Regions from separate parts of the Homo sapiens genome. Here region 1 is linked to region 2. Evidence: chromatin loops called from intact Hi-C (ENCODE). Cell type or tissue: heart left ventricle. All regions are shown on one strand. Links, peaks and the distances in the headings refer to the core of each region. The heading gives the core; the rest is flanking DNA.

Region 1 (5,474 bases), core at 308-5,307, 150 kb before region 2:
AATCCCTTAATTCTTTGGTTTGGACCACAGCAGAGGATCTGAGGATGGGGACAGGTGCCACAGAGGAGCTGTGCCCCTGCACATCTTTGGCCCCAGGTCCTCTTCCAGGGAATTAAGACACATTAGCTGAGATTTTTTTGAGGCCTAAGCAGCAGCCCTGCCTAAACCTCAAGTTTAATCACTGTGGTGGTCAGGGGCCTCTGAGCCCATGGTGGGCACTCAGACCAGGCATGAGCAGCTCAGCCCAGCCGAGGCTGACCCCACATCCCACCTCCCCCCAGGCCCCTTGCTGGTTGGGGTCCTGGGTCCCGTCCCACAAGCACCCTCCAGGACTGGGTTTGCTTCTTGACTCCCGCATCTTGGCTGATGAACATTGGGAAGGAGCTGGCCCTGGGACTGATGGAGACGTAGGTCTGGCCACAGAGGGGCCAGGTGAGCAGCAGGGAAGTAGGGGAGTACGGGGCCATGACTGTGTGATCCAGGTGGGACAGTGGGTACCCTCAGGGCCTGGGCCCTGAGAACTCAGTGGGACCAGGGCCATATGCTCAGAGGCTGGACTGACCCCTGGGCAGGCCACATGCCTTGCTGGGCAGATAGCGGCTGGGGCCCAGCTCATACAGCCTTCTACCCTCCTCCCCACCACACATCCACTCATCCACTGGCAACTGTGGCATGGGAGGCTCCTGCTGGGCTTGGGGATTCCATAGAAGTGGACCAGATCCTGGCGACCTCCTGCTCCCTGGACCCGGCTCAGTTCTGCTCCTGCAACCTCTCCTGGCACCCTGTTTCATCCCAGGTAGGTCCTAAAGAGCCAGAGGTTGGGGAAATTACTTTAGGGTCACAGCGAGATTTCTGTGACAGCCAGTAAAGTAAGCTTTCTGTTTCTGGAACCAGATCCTGGAGCCCAGGACCCCTGTGGGCTGTGTATTGTATGTTTTTCTCTTTTAATCACCAGATGAGGTGAAGGGCAGGAACAGGAGTGTGGCTCACTCCCAGCTGAATGACCTCCTGGCCGAGGCTTGCTCCCACCAGGAATTAGATAAAAGAACAAGATTATACTCCACTGAGGTGGAGGGCAGGGTATTAAGAATATATGACTTGGCAATAGACAGTCCCAGGTTCAAATCCCTGTTCTACACAGCCTTGTGATCTTAGGGAGGGGGATCACCAGGAAACAAGCAATTCGAGAGATGAGGCTCTGAATGCGTTCTGTCAATTGTGCAGGCCAGGTCGACCCCAGCTCCACCGTCTACCACTGTGCAGCTTTAACTGAGAAGTGAAACCTCTCTGACCCCCAGTCTCTTCTTTTGCAAAATGGGGGTAACACTTCTCAAGAGTTTTTACCAAGCCTGCCAGGGGCTTGGCACTGTGTCTTCACATGGTAAGTACCCAATAAATGTTAGCTGTGAGCTCTGTGGCCTGGACGGGTAATGAGGAATGAGCAGAGTTTATCTTTGAGTTCCCACCTCTTTGTTCAGTAAGGAGGGCTTAGCTGGTCACCACCGCTGCACAGGGATGCCACAGGGAAGCAGCACCTCGCTCAGCATTCTGGAGCTCTTGTTCCGAGTCAGCCCTAGGGCATCCTTGACAATGGCACATTTTGGGAAGAACACACAGTGTGTTTCCAGGTGGTTTGGACCGTAGTTGGTGTTCTGTGCCTTCTCCCTTTGAAACGTACCCCACCCTCTGCACCTGCTCTTCCTGCCCTCCCCTTCCAGCCACCCCGACCCCACCCCCCAATGCAGCCTTGCAGGGTCCTGAGGTTCTTGCCCTCTCCCCGTGCTCGCCACAACCGCTGACCTGGACACCGGCTGCCTGGGATGGGGGCAGCCTCCTCTCTGGTCTTTCTGCCTCTGTCTCTCTCACTTCCCACACTGTCCATAGCACTAAACACCAGACATCTGGGTTTGGGACTCAGCATCCCCTCCTAGGATGGTTTTCAGGGGTCTGGGCTACCTCACCCCCAACTTTTCCAGGAGGGTCCTTGCTATGCCCCCATTTTGCTCATGTTGACCTCCCTCTCCCCTCCCACTCAGCCTGTTGAGGCCAGGCGCATCCTTCGTGCCTCAGTTAAAATGTCACCAGCTCCGTGAAGTCGGCCTTCAGTGCCCAGGCAGAATTAAGCATGCTTGCTGTGCATGCCCACGATGCCCAGCACATTTGGCGCACTTGTAATGACCGCTGTGTGGCTGCCTCCCTCTTGTTCTGTAAACTCATCCCGGGCAAGAGTCAAACAGTCCTAAAATGATGTGGCATCAACATTTTCTGTGCTACCTATGTGGCAAGCATCGTGTTAGACGATTCTGCGCGTCATCTGACTCAGTCCTCAGTGACAGGTCCGGGAAGTTGAGGGGGATGGGGGTGCCCTCTCCAGGGCCACCTCCAAAACATACCATCTAAGGTAAACAGGGCCCTGCATGCAATTGCGGCTTCAAAAGCAGCTTTCCCTCTCAACACCCTGAAACCAGATCACCTCCCTCCCCCTCGCTTTTCCTCATCAGAAATTCTGCAGCTGCCCGGGAAGCCCACGAGATGCATCCTGTAGTTATCTAGTTTTGCAGGTGAAGTAACTCAGTCTGAGAGAGCTCAGTAACTCGCCTGAGGTCAGGTGGCAGAGCTGGGATGGAACGCCACCATGGCAGCTGCTGTGAGCCATGCGTGGTCTGCACCCCAGGGCTGGGCTGCCTTTCTGTGCCCAGCTCAGGGCTCCGCACCCAGGTTTGCCAAGTGGAGGGTTGAAGTTGGGACTCCTGAATCACCCCACATATAGGTGAAGATCACTTGGGGCTCCAGTGGTGACACCGTGGTCCCTGAGCTCCATGTTTGCAAATGTCAGAGCCAGCCTGGGCCAGGAAGTCCCGTTCAGCTGGGAATGAGCCACACTCCCATTCCCTTCTTTCACCTCATCCGGAGATTAAAAGAGGAGAAAAAAATACAATACAGAGCCCACAGGGGTCCCGGACTCCAGGATCTGGTTCCAGAAACAGAAAGGTTACTTTATTAGCTGTCACAGAAATTTCACTGTGACCCCAAAGTAATTTCCCCAGAGAGAGGCAAATCTCCAGGAGCCAGGAATAGACGAAAAGATTATTGCTCGCCCCGCTGGGCACACAGCGCCTGCATCCGGTGCTGGCTGGAAATCGAGCGAGCGGTGCTGGACGGGTGCCGACCCCCTCCCTTGCAGCAGAGGCCCCTGGGAAACACAGTCTTGACCGGCGGCAGGGTCGGGGCTGGGCTGCCCTGCAAGGGCTGAGACCGAGGGTTCAGAAGTGGATGCCTGCCTTCCTGCAGCGGGCAGAGGCTTTGAAACCAGCCCTGAGCTGGAATCCCATCTCCATTAAGCTCTAGCACTGGGGCCCTAAGAAAATGATACCCCACAGCCCTCCACCATCCCAGGCCTCAGTTTCCTCAGCGGTGAAGTGGAGATGTTGGGGAGGCACCGGCCTCTAGAGGGGCACAGGTAGGGTCAGATTCTTCCCTCCCTCAGCAGCACCAGGGCCAGAGCCCCCCACTGTCTCCAGATTACCCACCTGGGATGCAAGGCCAGGCGCCCAGCTGGGGTCCCAGGAAGAGCGCCAGTGGAAGGCCCCAGGGAAGGCCCCAGGCTGGGGCTCAGCTGCCCCTCCTCTCCTTTGATCTTCACCCAACCTCACCATTTTACAGATGAGGTGTGAGGTTCAGACATGTGAGAGTCCATGCCTGTCACACAGCCGCCCAATGTCCAAGTCCTGGTCCAGGCATTTTGCCCGAGGCCACCGTGCTGCAGGGGCGCTGTCCTGGTGGGACCATGTGTGGTTGCTGCATCTGTCCTGGAGAACAGTGCCTCGGGGCCAGTGAGTACGTGAGGAGGAGGTACCCAAGAAGGCTGCAGAGGCCAGCAGAAAAGCCCAGCCTGCCACTGACCCACAGTGTGACCTGGGGCATCAGTGTGTGACCTGGGGCAGCCCACTTCTCTAAGCCTTGATTTCCCTATCTGGAAAGTGGAGAAGATGACAGTCGCTGTTTCCTGAGGCATTGGGAGGGTGTGTGAGTGTGTGCGCTGCCATAACAAAGTACCAGTTGGGATGGCATCAACAATGGACATTTATTTTCTCAGGCCCGGAGGCTGGAGCTCTGAGATCAAGGTGTGGGCAGGGCTGGTTTCTCCTGAGGCCTCTCTCCTTGGCTTGCAGGTAGCTGCCTCTCCCTGTGTCCTCACATGGCCGTCCTTCTGTGTGTGTCTGTGTCTTCATCTTCTCTTGTTGTAAGGACACCAGTCCTGTTGGATTAGGACACACGACCTCATTTTAACTTAATCACTTAAAGTTTCCATCTCCAAAAACAGTAATCTCCTAAGGTACTGGGGGTTAAGACGTCAATATGTGAATTTAAGGGGGCACAATTCAGCCATTAACAGAGGGTTAAATGAATGAGAGTGTGGTAAAAATAAGTATTTGGTATTTATCCCTGGTTCTGACACAGAACTCTAAAATCCTTGGACTATTCAGAGTGATAGGAGTGTCTTTGTATGTAATGACGTGACTGGTGGCTCAGGGCCCCTGGAGAGCTGCGGGTCAGAGGACTGGAACTTTCAGCCCCACCCTCCACTTCTGGGGTGGGGAAAGAGGCTGGAGGTTGAGTTTAATCACCAATTGCCAATGATCTGATCAACTGTGCCCGTAGTAAAGCCTCCATAAAAACCCTCAGCAACGAGGTTCCGAGAGCTTCCATGTGTTAGGAGGGTGGCGACCCCACCCCAACTCCACAGGGACAGAAGAAGCTCCTGCCTCAGGACCGCCCTAGACACTGCCCTGTGGACCCCCTCATCTGGCTGTTCATTTGTATTCTTTCTAAGCTGGTAAATGTAAGTAGGATGTGTTCCTGAGTTCTGTGAAACACTCTAGCAAATCACCGAGCCTGAGGAGGCGGTCGTGGGAGCCCCTGATTTATTGGCAGTTGGTGGCCCAGAGCTTACAGCTGGGTTCTGCGGTGGGAGCAGTCTTGGGGGACTGGGCCTTAAACCTGCGGAGTCCATACCAACTTCCAGTAGTGTCAGGATGGAACTGAACTGTGGGACTTCTGGTTGGTGTTGGAGGAAGGAGGATGGAAAAGACACCATTGCATTTGGTGTCAGGAGGGAAATAAACCTCTCGGAGAGGGAAACCAAGGGAACTCCAGCTACCATGGTCTCAGCAGTCCAGGGCTACCAGTAGTAAGGGGTGTGGTGGATTCGAGTTGCCAGAATTGGTTGGTGGGTGAAGGGAGCTCTGGGGAGTCCTAGTGACCACTGCAAGGGGGGTAAGGACCAAACAGGTCAGCAGAACAGCTGAAAGGGAGCCTGTGCCCAGGACCTCAAGGAAGAGCAGGGGAGGGCCCTGGGGCACTTGTCCCAGGCAGGCACTCAGCACGACTGTCCCAGGGCTGGGCCCTTACCAGCCCCAGAACATTGGCTTAGGGGTTCTTTGCCTTCTACTTCCTTTGGCTTCTGCCCAGCA
Region 2 (5,474 bases), core at 213-5,212:
TCAGTGTGGCAGGAGTGAGTGAGCAGGTGACAGGAAACGATAGGAAGTGAAGCCAAAGAAGCTCCCAGAGCTGCACCAAGTAGAACCAAGACAGAGGCGAGGGCTGGGGGATGGAACTTGACTCTGTGTTTATAGAAATCACTTGTCCCGGCCGGGCGCGGTGGCTCACGCCTGTAATCCCAGCACTTTTGGAGGCCAAGGCGGATGGATCACTTGAGGTCAGGAGTTCAAGATCAGCCTGGCCAATACGGTGAAACCCTGTCTCTACCAAAAAAAATAAAAATAAAAATACAAAAACTAGCCAGGTGTGGTGGTACATGCCTGTAGTCCCAGCTACTTGGGAGGCTGAGGCAGGAGAATCACTTGAACCCAGGAGGCAGAGGTTGCAGTGAGCCAAGATTACGCCACTGCACTCCAACCTGGGTGACAGAGCAGAGCGAGACCATGTCTCAAAAAAAAAAGAAAAAAGAAAAATCACTTGTCCCCAGAGATAGACTGCCAAGGGGTTGGAGATCCCCCACTCATGGTGCTTCCTTTGGGAACAGAGAAGAAAAGACTGTCACCCTTCATCTCCCAAAGCCCTTCCAATGTGCCAGGGAAGCAGGTGCAAGTATTGAGTGCTTGCTGGGTGCGCACTCATGCATGCCGTCTCACCATGGGAGGCTAGTGGTTTCAACCCTACCTGACAGATGAGAAATCTGAGCTCAGAGGGTGACAGGACTTAGCTGAGACACACGGCCTGCTTGCATGCCAAAGCCTGGATTAGCACCCAGGCTATGTGACCCTACTCCCTCACACCAACCAGCCAGCCTCTCAAGCTGTCTACAGTAGCAGGGCCGGGGCCAGGATGGGCTGCTTATTGGCAGGAGAGTGCTTCTCAGACCACCCCCAGAAACACATACTTGGAGAGGATGTTTGGTTTCTCCTGCTCATACCTGTCTGTATCCAGCCCTGCTGCTCCCTTCCCAACTATTGTATTCCACCCCTGGTATCAAAGTGTTAGGATGCTTTCCTGCTTTACGAAAAAAGAAAAACAAAAACTAAGTCTAACTTAAACTTAAAAGTCCATTTCTTCATTTCACCTCCTCTCCTATTCCTCATTCATACCTCCGTGTCATAGCCGTTATTAGAAATTAGGAAGAATTTCTAAATCTTCCCCTGGTAATGAAATGTCCAGTTCTGTATCACTGTGCAGGGTGTCCCTGCAGAGGAGCAGCTGAACGGAGCAGGGCATGCTCAGCCTGGGCAATATGGCAAAACCCCATCTTTTTTTTTTTTTTTTGGAGACAGTGTCTTGCTCTGTCGCCCAGGCTGGAGTGCAGTGGCATGATCTCGGCTCACTGTAACCTTCGCCTCCTGGGTTCAAGTGATTCTCGTGCCTCAGCCTCCCAAGTAGCTAGGATTACAGGTACGCACCACCACGCCTGGCTGATTTTTTTGTGTTTTTAATAGACACAGGGTTTTGCCATGTTGCACAGGCTGGTCTCAAACTCCTGAGCTCAGGCAATCTGACCACCTCGGCCTCCCAAAGTGCTAGGATTACAGGCATGAGCTGCCAATCCTGGCCGAATCCCCGTCTGTTTTAAAAAATAAAATTTTAAATCAATCAATTAATTATTAAAAAGTAGAAAAGGCCTCCTTGGCTACAGGGCAGAAACTGGAGGAAGGGGTGCGGGTAGGAGGCGGTTGCACTAATTTGCTGGTGAAGCCTGAATGACTAACAGAAACGAGGGCTGGCAGGCGTCACAGGTCAGCTCTGAGCACACCCAAAACCACACGCACGGCACCTCCTGGGCCCCGGAGCGCCGTGCCCAAGCCCCTCTGGAGTCGAGGGAGCGGTGACTGCACTTCATCTCCGGCCTCAGTCCTGGGAGCAGCGACAGCCGGGGCCCCAGGGGACTGCGAGAGCTCTGGGCTGAAATGTGGTCTGTGAGACGGGGCCTCGGCCTGGGACCAATTTTGAAATGAAGGACTCGGATGGACGGTTTGGAATTAATCAAGTGAACAAGAAAGGCCCATGGAGCACCGCACGTTCACACGCTCTCTTGCACTCTTGTAGTTCAAAAACAGCTTTGATTATAAAAATGTAATCAGTTAAACGATTTATCTGAAATATCCCAAATTCATCTGTTTTTAGATTTCAACATCCTCCATCTCATTTCCGTCTGACCCCTACAGTGCCACCCCACAATCCCCAGATTCTAGTGAAGCTGAGACCGGATGAAAGCCGACTCCGGAGTCCCTGATAATGGCACGCAGACTGGAACCTCAGGGAGATGCAACCAGGGCCACCATGCTGGCCGTTCTCCCCAGGGCCCTAAGTCTCTTGAGTCCAGCCTCTTGTCTTGGTCCAGCACTGTGTCCCCAGTGTCCCCGTGAGTGTCCCATGTGGGGCAGCCCATTCACAGGAGGCGGCCACCCCAGGTCAGTGGGGCCCGAGCTGCTGCTCCGCCCTCGGCTCCCAGATGCCTCCTGTATCTGCTGCAGTTTTTTGCATCCTCCTGGCAGCAGCCCAGGTACCTCCTGTCCACACCTAGCTCTGGGAGGAGACTTAGCAGGGACAGCAGTGTAGGGGGCCCAGCAGAGGGGGTTGGTCCTGCGCTTTGCTGTTTTGCCTGTGATATGTTTGCAGCGTGGTCACTGGCTGGAACCGCCTCCCACTTCCCCAGGCAACAGACCAGCCCCACAGCATCCTCGCCCCATCACATGGAAGAACATGTTCACAGACCTGCACAAAGTCACCGAGCCAAGCCCAGGTCTTCGAAGCAAATAGACTAAAGAGAAAGCAGTGATTTTGGTATGAAGCTGCCCCCGACCAGGACCCAGGGCTGGCACGATGTCCAGCCCATGCAGTGGAGACAGAATGGGCCCAGGGGTCTATAGTCCATGTGGCCTCAGGCACGTCCCTGGCCCCGCCAAGCCTCGGCCCCTTCAGCTATTGGGGGAACCAAGGAGATGACGCAGGAGAGCTTCAGAGTTGGGCACACGGACTGGGTTCAGGGACCGTTCCCACTGCTCTGTCCATTACCAATGCCAGCCAGGGAAGCCTGTGAGGCTGAAGGCGCCCCTTTTGGGCCTGCATCCTCAATGGCCAGCGTCCTGGCTGATCGCCCAGGCTGTGGCCCGAGGGCGGGAGTCCAGCGCAAGAGTCCGCCAGGGCTGGAGGCAGCCTTCGGCAGGTCAAGCGCGCCCTCTAGTGTTCCCTGGCCGGGCACGAGAGCCAGCAGGATGGACGTTCATTCAGAGAATCGTTCCCTTCACCGTTGTTGATCCATTCAGCGGGTATTTACTGTGTTCTCGTTATGTACGAGGCGCTTCGGCATTTGGGATACGGTAGCAGGAAACACATCCAGGGGTCCCTCCCCACTTGGAGCCTGTGGTTGAGTGGCAGACAGAACAAAAAACTCCCACAAATTCCAGCTTCACTATGCCTCGTGGCCAGGGCTAGGAGGCGGGGCTCCCGTTACCCAGACCTGGCCTGGTGGGGGTCAGGGGCACCGCCTTGAGGAAGGGAGGTGTGAGTCGAAGTCAGAAGGTGAAGAGGATGCTGATAAGTGGGGAGTTTCAGGGGGAACATCCAGAGAGGGTGCACCCAAGATGGGCCGGGATGGTAAGGGCGTAGGGGGAGGTGAGAAGCCTGTGTCCCTGGAGCACCCAGCCTTGAGGAATTGGCCATCTCTTGTCCACTCTGGAGTTCCACCCCGGGTGGCTGGACAAAGGGGCCCACAGCCCCACCCACCCAAGCTGAGAGCCCTCCCTGGGCTGGAACCTGAGGCCTCGTCTTCCCAGCCACGTGGAGGTTCTGGGCACAATTGAACCAGGCGCTGCAAGGTGGAGGGTCTAGCCTGAGAAGGACCAGGCTTAAACAAAATCTTTGCAAACCCCTCAGTCTGCCCGGGGAGCAGTGAGTTCCACATCACCAGGGGTGTGCGAGCCAAGGCTGCACATCCTCCGGTCAGGAAGGGCATCTGTGGTGGGCACTGGAGCCATGTGGCTGGTCACTGTGGGAGGAGAGGTGGCAGGAAGACAGAGCAGTGAGTCCATAAGTGAGAAACTGGCGGGGGCGGGAGCTGAAGAAGGCTCCTCAGAAGAGGTGACACGTGAGTCTGGAAGGAGGCGCTCAGGAGGAAGAGGTTGTCCTTGAATGCCAGGCCAGGGGTACAGCTTTGCCCTGAGGGCAGTGGGTGAGGGTGTGCCAGGTGCTACAGCAGCCAGAGGAGGGGCAGTCAGCAGGCAGGGCACAGGGCTCGAGCAAAGCTTTGGGCTGGTGTCCTGGCCTCTCCGAGCTCCAGATCTTCATCTGTGAAATGGGGATGATGAGGCTTCTGCCTGGCCGGTCTGTGGTCAGGGCCAGTGACATCTAGATAGGGAGGGAAGGGCCCACATTGCTTCAGCTCCACTCTGTTCCCTGGCTTCATTTACCCCAGGGCTGGCCCAGCGCGTCACAGCTGCTCTCATTAACCCACCCTTCCCCTGCTGCCTGCTGTGAGCCCAGATCCAGGGAGCCATTCCATCCGCAACACACTCAGTTTGCAGAGGAGGAAACGCGCTCCAGGGAAATTCAGCAGCTCACTCCCAGGTCTACGGGGCAGGACCTCATCATCAGGATGTACCCTGCTCCTTCACTGTGCAGGAAGGATGGGTATGTGGGGCAGGAGGTAGGGGGCCTGGCGGAGGCTGGCCCAGGAGGGTGGGAGGACTGGAGAGATGGACCTGAGCTAGAATTGCAGGCTCACGGGCTCACTGACGCTTGCAGCCGCCGGCAAGTGAGAAAATAGATGAGGCTGGTTGGGCGCAGGAGAGCAGAGAAAACGGCAGGGCCTGGGGTGAATCGGGGCACCCGCCCCATCGGGGTGCAGTTCCGCACATGCAGTCATCACTACCACATCTTCCAACATTTCCAGAGAAGCTGGAAATCCAAATTCTATAAAAATCCTTTGCATTTTTAAGGGTTTCAACCAGTTCTTTACCAGTGGGTGACAATTGTCTGTGGAAACCAAGGAGGGCCCACCCCACAGCCTAGGGGGCAGCTCTCAGGGAGGCTGGGAAACCAACCATGCCCCAAGGGTGGGGCAGGAGGGCAGAGCTTGGCCTGGGCATGGTCCAGGGGCCACAGGGCGAGGCAGAGTGACTGCAGCTTCAGTGTGTGCTGCGAGCTGTCCTGGTCACGCTGTCTCCCTCTAGACTGCCTCGTGGAGTTTGGCCACGCTGTGGCGGTCACCCTTCTGTGAAGGTCACACTTCCCGTCAGCTGCTGCTCCCTACTCTGGATTTCCACCCCATCCACGGCTGGCACCAAAATGAGCTGATGGTGTGTTCCCCCAGACTTCCTTCCACCAGAACAGCCCTCTGTGCCTGAGCTGGTGACCTGGGCAGCTCAGTCAGACACATCCCGGCCCGCCGGTCCCATCCTCCATCCTCCCTCACCCCACGGGGGTCAAGCTCTTTCCTCTCTGCCACCTTAATGAGGAACAG

Evidence for each region. A loop is a pair of places that touch in the nucleus more often than their neighbours do. Peaks named below come from ENCODE experiments on the same cell type or tissue, not always from the same donor. Only the 100,000 strongest peaks of a DNase experiment are listed, where the experiment ranks them.
Region 1: a loop joins it to region 2, with 2.1 times the contacts of the local background. A loop is called at or near these places in 4 of 110 quality-filtered maps.

What each region holds. Positions count from the first base shown.
Region 1 is chr5:178,432,677-178,438,150 of GRCh38, reverse strand. All of the region lies in intron 2 of COL23A1 (collagen type XXIII alpha 1 chain), which reads left to right. Among named protein-coding and RNA genes, the nearest start is that of COL23A1, 150 kb to the left of the region's middle. RefSeq lists an enhancer at 508-1,011. In heart left ventricle, for the core only: a CTCF peak has its summit at 3,103; a DNase peak (open chromatin) is centred at 3,160; H3K4me3 peaks cover 404 bases; H3K27ac peaks cover 667 bases.
Region 2 is chr5:178,277,861-178,283,334 of GRCh38, reverse strand. The region is part of intron 5 of COL23A1 (collagen type XXIII alpha 1 chain); the gene reads left to right. Among named protein-coding and RNA genes, the nearest start is that of PHYKPL, 48 kb to the right of the region's middle. In heart left ventricle, for the core only: a CTCF peak has its summit at 3,188 (motif pointing left); DNase peaks (open chromatin) are centred at 1,874 and 3,154.